Linked DNA regions of Mus musculus: all the other regions are linked to region 3. Evidence: chromatin loops called from intact Hi-C (ENCODE). Cell type or tissue: heart. All regions are shown on one strand. Region 1 has its middle 25 kb from the start of Ncam2. Region 2 has its middle 130 kb from the start of Ncam2. Region 3 has its middle 240 kb from the start of Gm41479.

Region 1 (5,000 bases), 640 kb after region 3:
TTCCCAGATGTGAATGCTGGGAAGGTACCTCTGGTTCTCTTAGTATACTCAACTACTAAGCCATACTTTTCCTCCTCCATGATTTGTATTCAAAGCATTAAGCTACTTGTCCTTAAGCACAACAAAATAGAACACATGAATATCTGATATTTTCTTAGGAAAATGTGATTAAATTTTGATTCATACAGTATATTTTTTACCATTATATCTTGAAACCCCAGTTTTTCACACACCACACCTTATCCCTACCCACCCAATTATAAATAACAATAAAGGGAACCAAAACCAAAACCAAGAGCAAACAACAACCAGTAAACAAACCAATGAACCAACCAACGAACCAACCAACCAATCAAGCAACCAATGAACCAAACAACCACCACCACCACCATCACCACCAGCAACAACAACAAACCCACTAAAAAGCATGGAATTCTATTTGTGTTGGCCAAATACCCCTCAGCATGAGGTCTGTCCTAGAGTGTAGTATATACATCAGATGTCACTACATTGGAAAAAACAACATATGTTTTCTTTTCCATCACACGGCTCCATTCATTGTTCAGAAATCTACATGGAAGAGGAGACAGAAGATGGTAAGGGCTAAGGATCAGATACTCTAAAGATACAGCATCATCTATACACAACAAGGATGGCAAACATACATACCCCTAGAGACTGAAGCATGTACATGACCTGTGTAAGTTTAAACTAGACAAAACCCCAACCCCTCGGAAAGGAATTGGGAAAAAACTCCCACCCTACCTCAAAGAAAATGTGATAATTTTCTTATACTTGTATTTGGATATCTAAAAAAAAATAGTTCTGAGAACACATATTTTATATATACTATCTTATAGTAAAACTGTATTTAGTATTATCTATGACATGAAAAAGTCAGTGCAGATAATTCAGTCATTATGAGCCGTTATTTTTACTGCATGTCTGGTCAAAGATAATAGCTTATACTTTAATGATGTCTTTGTGTGTGACAATGGCCTAATCAGCTTTAAGTGGCAGATAGTAGTGAAGTGAAAAATTCTTTAAAGTGTTGTGTTTTTAATATAATACGTACTATGTATAACTGGAATGATCATGTGATATATACATACATACAAATATATACTCTCCTCTCTCTCATATATATATATATATATATATATATATATATATATATATATTCCCTCAGCAGTTGTTTAAGGTGAAGGAAGAGAATGCCAATGAATCAAATAACGGATAAAGATGTATGAAACTCATCAGATTGCTAGAGGAAGTAATGTCAGTAAAAGGAGTTGTAGAAATGAAGGCAGTATTTTATCAATAAACAAATTAATGGAAGGAACACTGGTTAGGAAGGATTCAGCTAGAGGTATACATTATACAAAGCTGTGAATAAAGGCATAATTATTTCTGCAAATACACTGTTTAAAAATTAGCTGTGATTTATTTTTAAATGAAAATTTAACAATAGTAATTAACATTTGCATGATAACGTTGCAATGATTTTTCAAAAGGAATTATGACAACCTCTTGGCTTGATTGGTATAATAAATTGCTGAAAAAAGTCTTCCCCTCTTACAAAATAGAGATTTTTTTTTTACTATTAGAGAATATACCACAAAAATCTAAACAATAGCATTAAATATTTATGACAAATATAATATAATTTTTATAATCTTATGAATATAAAATATGCAATTCATAAGTAGTTTATGGTTCTATAAAAGGAAAGTTGTTTTTTGTATTCTTCAAAGGCACATGATAAGCATGATTAATATCTCACTAGCAAATTCAGACCAGATACAAGGTTTTCCTCGAGGAGGTCCTGCGGACTGGGCTTCTTTAGTGATATGTCTGCATCGTATGTGGTGGGGCTGGTGAAACTAAATGATTTCTATCATTTGCTGAAGACAAAGTTTTAAACTTCATTGGCTTATCTCCAGCTCATACTTTTATACCCATTTCTTTTCCAACGGAAACAACAATGGAACTGTGAAGAAAAAAAAAAAAAAACTGCAAAGTGACTCAGAAAAGATTTTCGCCATGTGTAAGATGCCAGTGCTGTCCAACCGTGGCAATGACTGTGGGTGTGTTCCTATCCAGAAGAGGGAGTTAGGATGTGAGTTCCAAGCACAAAGTCCACAAAATTGGACCGGACTCTGCATTCTCCCTCACACTCATTTTTCTCTCAAGATACGGTTGTAGAAATTGATCCTGTTTTATTGTTGTTAAGGAAACATTTAAAGTAGTTGATGGAATCCGCAGTAAATAAATAATAAATCCAAACTGAAGCTTTTCTTGAAACACCACTTACATTAGCACAGTCTGTGTGCTTTCTTACTTAGCATGCTTGATGATGTAACAGGGCTCCTGTGAACAAGGCTGGCGGCTTGGGCTCCCTCTGCTGTCTGACTAGTTTCATTTACAGCAGCTGAACTATCCCGAAGAAAGAAAGAAAAAAAAAATCAATGTCTAAAAAATTCAGCTGCTACAGTAAGAAGTACCAGAAACCAAGAATAGCTTATCTTTGCTTTGCCTTCTGAAAAAGACAGCATGAATTTTAAACGAGGAAATGGTGGGTTTTCCGGTAGATTTTGTAATACTAGAGAGATTTTTAATAGAACTGAGAACATAAGCAACTGTAATGAATGAATAGTTCCCAGTGATTTTTGCCATAAAAATATTTAAAATACTTAGGAATAGGATTGCATTTCTAAAACGTCACTACTTATATGTGTACTCAATAAAGTAGCAAAGTAGAATCTTTGCACGAGCTAGCAATTTTTTAAAGAATGAAACCTACACTACATTGAACACACCAATGTATTTGTAACTTACAGCAAGTGAAAATTTGATTTATAAGTAGAAAAGATGGAATAAGTAAAAGATAACAGATATCAGATGTTGAAGCCATTTAACCTCATAAAATTAAGTCAAATGACTTAGGGGAATGATCACAGAAAATGAAACTATAATTTATTTTGCATTATGTGCTTATATTTTACTTTCTTTTTTGACTAAATTTATTGGTAAATGTATTTATTTAAACCTACTTGGCTGTATTATTTTAAATTTTTGGGTTCTCCATTATAATAATAATTTTGTACTTTAAGCCATAGACATGAAATTTTATTTTATTCGATATACATATATTATTTTGCTCCTGGCAATAGAATATAAAACTTTGTTACTTCATTCCATTGTTCCAATAATACCTATGTATTTACTAAGAAACACTTAACTATATCTATTTGCTAGATGTACAGTGTTGAAGTCCTCCTGCTCTGTGCACATGTATGTAACTATTCATATACTTTATTTAGATGTAATTACAAAATATTCTCTCTCTACTCACCCAACTGAATTTTCAGACATTTTCCGGATCACTTTCAGTTTTTTTCTTGTTGTCTAATTATTCATGGTGGTACAGCCTGCCTTTAGGTGTGGCCCACCTGCAAGTAATCACATTAAATAAAACTGAATTTTTTCCTTTTATCAGCATCAAATGGCAATAGCAACTCAGCTACTGATGAGAATTTTGTCCCTTTCTTCTCCTTGCAATGATTAGATTTTTTTCTGGTTTGAGTTTGCACAAATCTTGTGTATGCTGGCAAAATGTCTAAGATTTTGTTTGTGATATAGCTCTGCTCTGTCCAGAAAACAAAACAAAGAAACAAAAAACTCTTTGCAGTTATCCATCACCTCTTGTATACAATGTATTCATGTATACTCTCTCATAGCTATCTGAGCTTTCAAGCGAAGGGTATGGTGCATATATCCCATTTAAGTATAAGAACTACACCACTCTTCTTCATTGCACATTGACCCTTTGAAGCTCTCTGTACTAATTACCATCTAGAGCAAGAAGACACTTTCCCCAAATGAGAGTGGAGCAATGCAGTGATCTCCAGTTATAGTAGTAAGTCATTAGAAGTCATTTAAATATTTTATTTATTAGCAAAATAATAGCATTTGGTTCTCCCCTAGACCTAGAACCTAACTAGTGCGTACTTGGCCCCATTACTACTGTTGGGTATGCATCTCATCTCATGGAGGGGGACTCAGATCCAATCAGAAGCGGTGTGTTTCCACAATGGGATATTGATATTCACAGTGGATAGTCAACTGTTTAAAAATCATTCTACGTAAAACATTCCACACAGGAAGACAGATGTCCCATATTTTCTCTCATGTACGGATGCTAGTTTTGAACCTTCAGATGCCTGTTTTTTTTTTTTTCACTTCATATACCCATAAAAGCCAACAACTCAGTAACCAGCATCCAAAGGGGAAGAGGAAGAGCACAGTGATATTAAAGGTTAAAGGAAACAATTGAACACGAAGGGGTAAGTGCTATTGGGCATGGGTTGTCAGGATAGAGAAAGAAATATGGAAAAGGATAATTAACACTAAAATGCTTTTGAAGTAAATATTATTAAATATATATGTGAGTTTGTGTATGTGTTTCTCTCTCTCTCTCTCTCTCTCTCTCTCTCTCTCTCTCTCTCTCTCTGTGTGTGTGTGTGTGTGTGTGTGTGTGTGTGTGTAAAGAGAGAGACAGACAGACAGAGAGACAGCAAGAGACTAAGAGAGAGACACACACAGAGAGAAGAGAGTTTTAATGGGGTTATCCTACAACCTACCATAACTACACATTTATGCTAGGCAGCAAAATCCTAAATTCTAGGATGAGTCACTTCATGAGTGGGCCTCAGATCCAATCAGATGTAGCGTATTTACACAATGGCATATTGTGTATCCATAGTGGATATTCAACTGTTCTGGGTCTCATAAAGTATGAAGCACTGCAAATTATTGCAATACTTTTGATGACCATTCAGTTCTTGAGTAAAACAACCTAAGTACTGAAGGCACCCCTGAAATAAGAATACAGAGAAATCTGGATGACACTCACATAAATACTGCATTTCTACAGAGTAGCTTTCATAATGCTCCAATGATCTGTCAAGCCACTGGAGGAGAAACATTATCATTAGTCT
Region 2 (5,000 bases), 530 kb after region 3:
AAGTGTATAGGGTTGCATCACAAAATATTTAAAGTTTAACATTTTAATATATATGTAGTGAAAGTTCAGAGGTAAAAATACCTATAATAAACCAAACACTTGTCTACTGGGATGCAGAACTTCTATAAAGTATGCTTTACAAATTAATGACTAACCCAATGGAGGAGTTAAGGGAAGGACCGAAGGAGCTGAAGGTGTTTGCAAACCCATAGGAAGAACAGCAATATCAACTAACTGGACTGCCCAGAGCTCCCAGTGTCTAAACTACCAACCAAAGAGTACACATGGAGAGACCCATGGCTCCAGCTGCATATGTAGCAGAGAATGGCCTTATCTGGCATCAGTGGGAGAAGAGTCTCTTGGTCCTGTGAAGGCTTGATGCCCCAGTGTAGTCGAATGCTAGGGCAGTAAGGCAGGGCTGGGTGGGAAGCAGGGGTGACATGGGACTGGATAGGGGGTTTACAGATGGGAAACCAATCGGGGAGGATGACATTTGAAATGTAAAGAAATAAAATTACCAATAAAAAAGGGAAGAAACAAAAAATAAACAAAAATAATTAATAACAAATTTTCTGTACTCTCTCTAATGAATTTCTTTCATTAAAAATATACGAGGTAAATTCTTCTCCAGTAAATATTAGTAACAATTTCTGAAACTGACTTGTCTTATAATAAAAATCTCAAAGATAATTTACTTAAACTTTTTGTTATTTACAAATGAAATTAATAACTTTATGTGCTACATTATTAAAAGTATAGTATTTATTATAGAAATAAGCTTTTTCTATTTCATTTATATTATTTTTAGATAGTACTCTTAGCTTGTTAAAGCAGCTCTAAGCTATAGAACCAGCTACAAGTTTTATTTATAAAATACATATTTTGAAATAAATATTTTCACAAATGGTAAACTTCAAAAGTGATCATTCTCATATATTAATAATCCCCTTTTTCATTTATATATAATATAATATATAATATGTGATATATGACATATAACATAGAGTGTGTATAGTATGATATATGGTATGGAATATAAGATCTATAAGATACATTGTATATAAATATTCCTAAATATTCCATATGGTTTTGAATATTATATGTAAATATTATATATTTGTGGGAGTGGTAACACATGTGCCACAGATCATATAAGGATAAATTTCAGAAGTCAATTTCCTCATTCTACCACATGTATCTCAGAAATTCAAAATCAAGTAATCAGGCTTGATGATATTTGATATCAATTAAATGATAGGGCATTTAATTGATCCTATGTTCGCTAAACATAACACACATATGTTATATGCCATACAGTAATTTTATACTTATAACTATTTTATAGCTATTTTTTATTTTTTTCAGATTATTTTTTTAATTATTGAAAGTATTCATCATGAAACAAAATTTGATTTTGTATTTAAATAAGTGGTTAATGAAAGTCATTATACTTTAAATTTCTCTACATATTTAAAGGGATCTCCGATTCATCTGGATATAATGTTTATTTATCATTATTCTTAGAGTGAATGCTCATCTAAGATGTAAACACATTTTGACTTCAACACCTTATGCATTTTAAGTATTTTTCTGCATAATGGGATATGATTCTTTGGACCTAATCTACAAAGAAATTCTGATTATGCTACTGACCCCATGAGTATTCTTATTATAAATATTCAACCATCAGTTAATTACATCTCTCTCTTAGTGAGTAAAGTTTTGCAGTTCAGAGACATCATCTATATTGTTTAGTTGTATTCACTTCATAATTTTCCAATGATCATTACTTATTGAAGAAATATTACATTTGTATGGTCCAAGCATTCCCCTAGTTTACTGCTTCCATGTGAGGTAGTATGGGTTTAAAGGAAGAGTTTTCATTTTCAGTGAACTCTCATTTAATACTTGCTCTCACTGGGTGCACACTGAGTCAATTAAGTATTTGTCTTCCATATATTTCAAAGAGTTTTGAAGATAGAAAAACAAATGTACATTCATATCACATTAAGAAGCATTTTATCAACAGCAATCTACAATTCAATGAAAATTATCACAATGCAGATTCATAACGTATGTGCCAATGATCCTCAACCTCAAAAAGAATGGAAAGAAGAATGTTCCTAAATAATAGCTATCACACTTCTCCCAGAACTGCTAAGGTTTTACCCTTTTCAAAAATTTTGTCCTATGATGTTTAGTGTGTTTAATCTTCTTAATATATGGTTGGATTCATATAAAATTCCCTGTCTCTTAACATAACATATAGTGACAACAAATGCTACTAGTTAAGGGAATAAAAGCTAACTCTCATATTAATAAACAGATATATTTGAAGAAAGATGTTAACATTTTTGAACAAAATGGTTTTCAGTGTTATAGAAAGTGAATGACTCAACTACCTTGAATTTGTTCTGCACTACAGTACAGAAATATAATTCCACCAAAACTTTCTAATTAGTATCATTATTTACATTTAGTAATTAAGTTCCATCTGTCCATTTTGCTTTTATTATTGGTAACTAAGCTATTGAAATCAATGATCCATTGATACAATTTTCCTTGCTTGTATATCTCTATAACTGCTCGCTATTTGGGCAGATGCATTTTCTGCCGAGAACACTTTCATTGGCCCCTCAACTGTAAAGTTCTTCTCAACATGTCAGTCAAGTTTTCCATTGGAAGATATCACTGCCTCCACCAAACCTGGGTCTGAACCCATTCTTTTTGCGCCCTCTAGTGCTCATGTCCAAATTTACCTTAATTGATTAATAACATTTCTATTCTGATAATGCCTTAATAACCTATTGGCAGTTTGAGAACAAGGCAGCTCTTCCAGTTCCAACTCATAAAGCTAAAAGTGAATTCCTCTTAGAATGTTTCAAGAACATGTCATCTTTAAAACGAAGTCATGAGAAAAAGAATCTCTCAAAGTTAAATAATGTATATGTGAACATTTGCATTACTGCTAGTAAGAATGATAGTCTCATTATTTTAAAGTACATGATTATGTGTCTAGTATGGCTGTGTTTTTAATATCTGATATTGGACTCGGCAAAAACTAGTGGACTAGATAAATGAAAGTTAATTTCTGTTTGTTGAGCCAGTTTTGGTGTTTAGCTTCACTGGTGATTATGAATCCCACTAGCATTTAACTTGCTGTGTTTAGAGCATTTCCTAACTTTGAAGAAAAGTCAGAAACTCAGTATCAAGACTGACAATATCTTATATTCACTCTGTGAGCTTTCTCAGATGTTGCAGAATATTTTCCTACAGATTTCTCAAATTTCTTTTATCTCTGAAGAGTCTCAACAAAATCATGTTTAGTCCACTTTAGATTTTTGAGGATATTACAGTACAATAAAATAAAATTTTTCCTTTGTATAAAATATATTTATTTACACCCCTGTGTGATAGATATAAGAAATTCTTTTGTTTGATTATTGAGATATTTGAGTGCAGCCTACAATAACTGCAACATTTTTATTTTTGTTTCGAGGGACAGGTCATAAGCAGGTCCAAATGTAATTTTCTATCTGTGAAGTTGCTTTCCTGTAGTATACTCTAATGCTGTGACAGCTAACATCTGGTTCTTACCATGTTGTCTGTGTGTATCAGTGGTGCAGGCAATTAAAACAAGAGGTGTAAATGTTTTTCCCCCTTGTATAAGAGGTCATTTGTAGTGTGTTAATGTACTAAAGATATGTATTCCATACAGTGACTGCTATCGTGACAGCTCAGGAAGGTATTCAAAGCAACACATAGTTTCTTTTTCTCTGGCTAGCTAATTTATAAATTTGCAAGCAGGATAAAATTCAATTCCTTTGTTGCTTTCTATTAAACACTTTATGGTTGGAATACGATCACGTGACATTTACTTCTAGAATTGGCAACATCTGCTTGGATTTTTCAACTTGAAATATTGACCTAAAAGTATAGGCATCAGGTTGAAATTATAATGTGGGAGATAGCTATTTATCAATACTAATGTTTTGGGTGAAAGCTGCCAAAACTGCATTCCTTTGGGTCCTGAGTTTCTGCTAAAATGTATGTTAACTCATGAGTGCTCACTCAGGTTCTCATCTCCGTAACACATAAGAATCACTTAACACATAACACATGACCTCCTACCTTTTTATTACATGAAAATAATTAAAATTTTTATTGCTCAAAGTGGACTCTACTGAATGCTATTAGTAATGGCATACATTGCTTCTTCCAGTCAGATACATTTCTGAAGAAAAGAAAAGAATGAGGAAAAACTTATCTCTCATTAAAAAAAAATTATCTACCATGTAGTATGTTTTGTAGTATCTACAAAGTAATACTATACTTAACAAACTGTCTACAGAACAGGAGGGAAATATGACAATATTCAGTTTGTATTATATTTTTAGTATTAACTTGTCACAATGATTAGAAACTGTATTACGTAACACAACAATAAATCATCCAGAGCTCTGTAACGTAAAACAGGCAACACTTAACTCACACAATTTTAATGGTTGGAGAAGACTGGCTTGGCCCTGGTGCACAGCTCTGCCTTAAATATCTTACAAGGTTACAGTGAAGACTTTAGGTATTGTTTCAGTCATTTGACAAAATGCAAGTGGCCGAAAGATCTGTCTGTATGTTGTATTGATTCCAGACATAATAAACTAAACTGGATGTTGGCATGATCCTCAGCTTCCCACCATATGGACCCATGCACAAGGGTGTCCATGCAAATGAAATACAGTTATTGGATTTTCCCCAAGAATGAGCCAATAGATGAATGTAATGTCAAGAATTTTTATGACCAAATCTTAATTTCCACAGTCTCACTCTGGCTCCATCATGTCCCTGGATTCTATGTTGCAATGAACTGAAGCAGGAGTTGCTTGGGTAGTGGTGATGTCTGAAAAAGCAATGATCAATGACTGTCTTATACTTCATATCTTCTAAGAAGGAAAGCAGAGATCACAAAAGCTCTGGAAAACATCCTGGTTAAACTTCAGCAA
Region 3 (5,000 bases):
TCACCTCAAAAGTAATGGGATCGATCAGCTGTCCATGGACTGAAACTTTTGAGATCATGTGCTGCCAAAAAAAAAAATGTATTCTTTATTTATCTTAGGCATTTTGTTGTATGCAAACCAAATTGCAAAGTTATTATTCATGTGAAAATAATGTGGAGTTGAAAACAAGTCTTAAGTATCATTTATCATTGGGTTTTTTTATTAGATATTTTCTTTATTTACATTTCAAATTTTATCCCCTTTCCTCATTTACCCTAAGAACCCCCCCTACCCATTACTTCCTCCATTCCCCTGCTCACTACCCCACCCACTCCCACTACTCTGTCCTGGCATTCCCCTACACTGGGACCCTTCACAAGGCCAAGGGCCTTTCCTCTCATTGATGTCCAATAAGGCCATCCTCCGCGACATATGCGGCTAGAGTCTTGAGTCCCTCCATGTGTTTTCTTTGGTTGGTGGTTTAGTCCCTGGGAGCTCTGGGGGTACTGGTTAGTTCATATTGTTGTTCCTCCTATGGTGCTGCAAACCCCTTCAGCTCCTTGGGTCCTTTCTCTAGCTCTTCCACTGGGGACCCCATGCTCAGTCCAATGGATGGCTGTCAGAATCCACTTCTGTATTAGCCAGGCATTGGCAGAGCCTCTGAAGACACAGCTATATCAGGCTCCTGTCAGTAAGCACTTGTTGGCATCCACAATAGTGTCTGGGTTTGGTGACTGTATATGGAATGGATCACCAGGTGGGGCAGTCACTGGATAGCCTTTCCTTCAATTTATTCTCCAAACTTTTTCTCTGTATCTCCTCCTATGGGTATTTTGATCCCCCTTCTAAGAAGGACAAAAGTATCCACACTTTGGTCTTCCTTCTTCTTGAGCTTCATGTGGTCTGCAAATAGTATCTTGGGTATTCCGAACTTTTGGACTAATATCCACTTATCATAAGTGAATACCATGTGTGTTCTTTTATGATTGGGTTATCTCACTCAGGATGATATTTTCTAGTTCCATACATTTGCCTAAGAACTTCATGAATTCATCGTTGAGAGAATCTTATGTTGTATGGTATGTTTCCTTATTTATAGAATGGGAATTTTTGGTGTATTTATAAATATGTAAATTTTTCTCTAAACCTCATGGCTATAAATAATAACTATCAAACAATGTGTATTATGTCTCAAAAAAAGATAAAAAGAGATAATGACTCCCTCCCCGCTGTGTGTGTGTGTCTGTGTGCAAAGTAAAATATATATTGCTCAATATTAAGTTTGCAATATCGGTGTTCTTCAGTGGCACAGCATGCTATTTTTATGTGAGGTTTTTGTCTTATTTTTCTATGTCATTCTAGTTTTCTCCATCATTTATTTACTATGGTTGCTCATTATCACTGCAGACCTGAATAAATTGGTAAGTATTTATCAAACTCAGAGTGAACACCTTAGTATCAAAGTTTTCAAAACAATAAAACAACAACAACAAGAAAAACCCTACAGAATCCCACAAATTGACAGTTTAAAATTCTGCCATTTAAAAATTCTGCTTTAGGTGAAGGGAGAGAACTGAGTGGGAGAGAGACTAGGAAAGGGAATCAGGATCAGGTGTGGTGAGGGATAGGAGAGATGGTCAGATGGGCATGAAAATGAATGGAAATCTGAAACTTATAGGAGTGGGGAGGTGGGATATCTCCAAGACAGAACAGAGACCTGGGATGAGGGGATTCCCAAGAATTAAAGGGGGTAACCTTAGTTGGGACACCAACATACCCACAGAACCTTCTAAGAAATAAAGACAGAAACAGAGACCTAGGAAATGACCAACAAATAACTGGCTCTACTTGAGACACATCTCATGAGCAAGCACCAATTCCTGACACTATTAATGATACTCTATTATGCTTGTAGACAGGAGTCTAGCATGGCTGTCCTATGAGAAGCTCCACCCAGCAGCTGACTCAGATGCAGACACCATAACCAAACAGTAGATGGAGCTTGGGGACTCATGGAAGAGGAAGGGGAAGAATTGCCAGCCAGAAGAGGATAGAAACCCACAGGAAGATTATCAGAGTCAACTAACATGGAATCTCAGAGACTGAACTTCAACAAAAGAGTATTATACATGGGCTGAATCGATGCCTCCCCACACATATGTAACAGATGTGCAGCTTGTCTGTCATGGGGTTCTTAAATGACTATCCTAAAAGCTATTTTCTCTCCATGGGATATATATCTGTCTAGCAGGGCTGCCTTGTCTGGCCTCAGTAGGAGAGGATGCTCCTAGAACCACAGAGATTTGATGTGCAGTGTGGCAGTGTGTGTGTGTGTGTGTGTGTGTGTGTGTGTGTGTGTGTGTGTGTGTGAGAGAGAGAGAGAGAGAGAGAGAGAGAGAGAGAGAGTGTATCTGTGTGTCTATGTATGTATGTATGTGTGTGTACCCTCTCAGAGGAGAATCAGAGGAGAAGAGGAAGGGAGAGAGAGAGGATTATGGGAGGGTGTGATTGAGATGGGCAGTGAGCAGGATGTAAGTCAAATAAGTAAATAAGAAAATAAGAAAATAAAAATTCCGCCCCACTCGAATTCCCAGGACACAAGCAAAATGCAGTCACATATTTTGGTAGAATAAAAGTGAATGGCTGATAGCCCTGCTGCAGATAGAGTTATTGCTGTCTTCTAAATATTCACAGAAATATCCTGTTCAGCCCTCCAGAACTTTGGAGGACTAGATGTTCTCCTTCTCGTCCCACACCTAATAGCAAACCAGTTCCAAAGTCTAAGAATCACGTGATCAGGTATAACAATGGCTCAACATTTTGGTATATATTCCTATGTTGCTTGCTTCCATTATTACTAAGAAAAACTATATAACAAATAGCATGTAAGGAAGGCATGGTTTATTTTTGGGCACAGTGTTAGGGCATTGGTGTAGAAGGCTCTGCTTAAAGAAAGAAGTGGACAAACCAGGATTGTCAATCACAAGAATCTATTCTTCAACAGAAAGAAATGGAAATGAAAGCCCCCTAGTCATCTGGAATGCCAGAGTGAAAGTGCCAATCAAGCTGGTGATTCTTTGCTATTCTTTGAAGAGCCAGATTGCACCTGGATCTTCCAAAACCATAGTTTAGGTCCCGACATTTCAGTGAATGCATGCAATGACCATGCCTATTAAAGAGGCACCATCTACTCCCCATCCTCCAACAATAGGATCTGTTCTTAGGCTTATCTTTGATCCTTCTCTGAGCTCTACCTCTGAGTACTGTTTAACATCCATAGAATTCATTCTCATTGTTAACGTCAGAGGTCACAAGTTCTTTTATGTATAAAGCTCTAGGTGGAGAAGCAGATGCTAGGATTGACTAGTCTTAACTTCAGAGCAGGGGGTTTCAACATCAGTTGCTTGTTAAACTTTGTCTTTAAGAATGAAACGAGGACATTTTCTTGGAATGCTTAACAGGCCAGTTTCTGGAACAGTCAATTTCCCAGCCGATTATTTTTCTTTATGATCACATGGCTACATTTTAGTTGGGTATGTCAAGAGGACTCTTATTTTCATTTTGAAATGTTGACTGTAAAGAAGTTTTATTTTCCTGTGACAGTATATAATTTGTTCATTAATACCCAAGGTTGTTAATAATGGAGACAGGCTTTGAGATGAAGATATAGGGAATGTATCTAGATAATATCCAATTGCTTTAATCATATACATTATATTATATAACCATGGATAACTACTATGCATAGTTTTATGAGAAATGAGCAATAAAATATTCACACTAATCTGTGTAACTCTATGATACAATTTCTGCAAGTTAGGCATTTTATGTACTTCATTTTAGAATATTGAAGCGTAAAACTGAAGCACAGTGAAAGTCACAAAGTGTTCTAAGAATAGGCAGCATATGAAGAACTAACATGTATTTCTTGGTGTGTATAAGCCTAAAATTCAGACAGTCTCAAGTATACAATTCTGTGTTTTGGGGCACAAGTTTGATACCTATGAATGTGAAGTTGATGAAATAATTATTTTCAGTACAAGTAAAAACTCACCTTAGTTAGAATAGTGTGACAATATATTTCTATGTCCATGTTAAACTGTGACAGGTTAGTTGAAAATAGTACCCCCCCTCCCCGTAGCTCGTATGTAGAAGCATATATACTCGTGTCTCTAGCTGCATATGTATCAGAAGATGGCCTAGTTGGCCATCACTGGAAAGAGAGGCCCATTGGACTTGCAAACTTTATATGCCTCAGTATAGGGGAATGCCAGGGCCAAAAAGTGGGAGTGAGTGAGTAGAGGAGTGGGGTGGGAGGGTATGGGGGACTTTTGGGATAGCACTGGAAATGTAAATGAAGAAAATACCTAATAAAAAAGAAAAAAATGTATCTTATTAGGTTTACTGTGATCAGTTTCTCTCTGTATATGATCACAGCGCTGAAATCAGGACACACTGCACTGAAATTCTGGAAGTCGTTTGCATCTCCACATTTCTTTTTCCAGATATCATATAGAACTTGTGCTATAGATCTTAGAAATATGATTCATACAATTTAAAACAAATTTAACTAGTGAAATATTTTGTTGGGCTCAAATAAAAATTAAACCCTGTGGGCAGGAAATTCTACTTTCTCTCAGATATATATGATCAAAATGTAATATCGTCTAGTTAGAGTAAAATACCCCAAAACAAAGAATTAGCTTATAACAGCTTCTAAAACAGAGACAGGATCCTCAAGGTGACTTTATCTTTGCAACGTTTTTAATTATTTTACTGAGATCTCAACGTTTACCCACATTGATTCTCTTACCCTAATCTAATTTTCAAACATACACACACACACACACACACACACACACACACACACACACACATATCGTGGTTGCTCTTGGCCAAAGCAAATTCAAATGTCTTGCCTAATGCTGTCATATCTTTAGGTTTATTTCAATGCTCCATAACTTGTAGGGAATAATTTAAAGCCTAAATTTAACTTCTTAATGTTTTTTGGTTCAATAAAT

Evidence for each region. Hi-C counts contacts between places; a loop is a spot of excess contacts. Peaks named below come from ENCODE experiments on the same cell type or tissue, not always from the same donor. Only the 100,000 strongest peaks of a DNase experiment are listed, where the experiment ranks them.
Region 1: a loop joins it to region 3, with 13 times the contacts of the local background. A loop is called at or near these places in 3 of 42 quality-filtered maps.
Region 2: it touches region 3 in a loop (7-fold over the local background); 3 of 42 quality-filtered maps call a loop at or near these places.

What each region holds. Positions count from the first base shown.
Region 1 is chr16:81,173,390-81,178,389 of GRCm38, forward strand. No RefSeq gene overlaps it. Among named protein-coding and RNA genes, the nearest start is that of Ncam2, 25 kb to the right of the region's middle. In heart, a CTCF peak has its summit at 2,419 (motif pointing left); no DNase peak of the experiment used is centred here.
Region 2 is chr16:81,065,809-81,070,808 of GRCm38, forward strand. No RefSeq gene overlaps it. Among named protein-coding and RNA genes, the nearest start is that of Ncam2, 130 kb to the right of the region's middle. In heart, a CTCF peak has its summit at 2,735 (motif pointing left); no DNase peak of the experiment used is centred here.
Region 3 is chr16:80,536,277-80,541,276 of GRCm38, forward strand. No RefSeq gene overlaps it. Among named protein-coding and RNA genes, the nearest start is that of Gm41479, 240 kb to the left of the region's middle. In heart, a CTCF peak has its summit at 1,965; no DNase peak of the experiment used is centred here.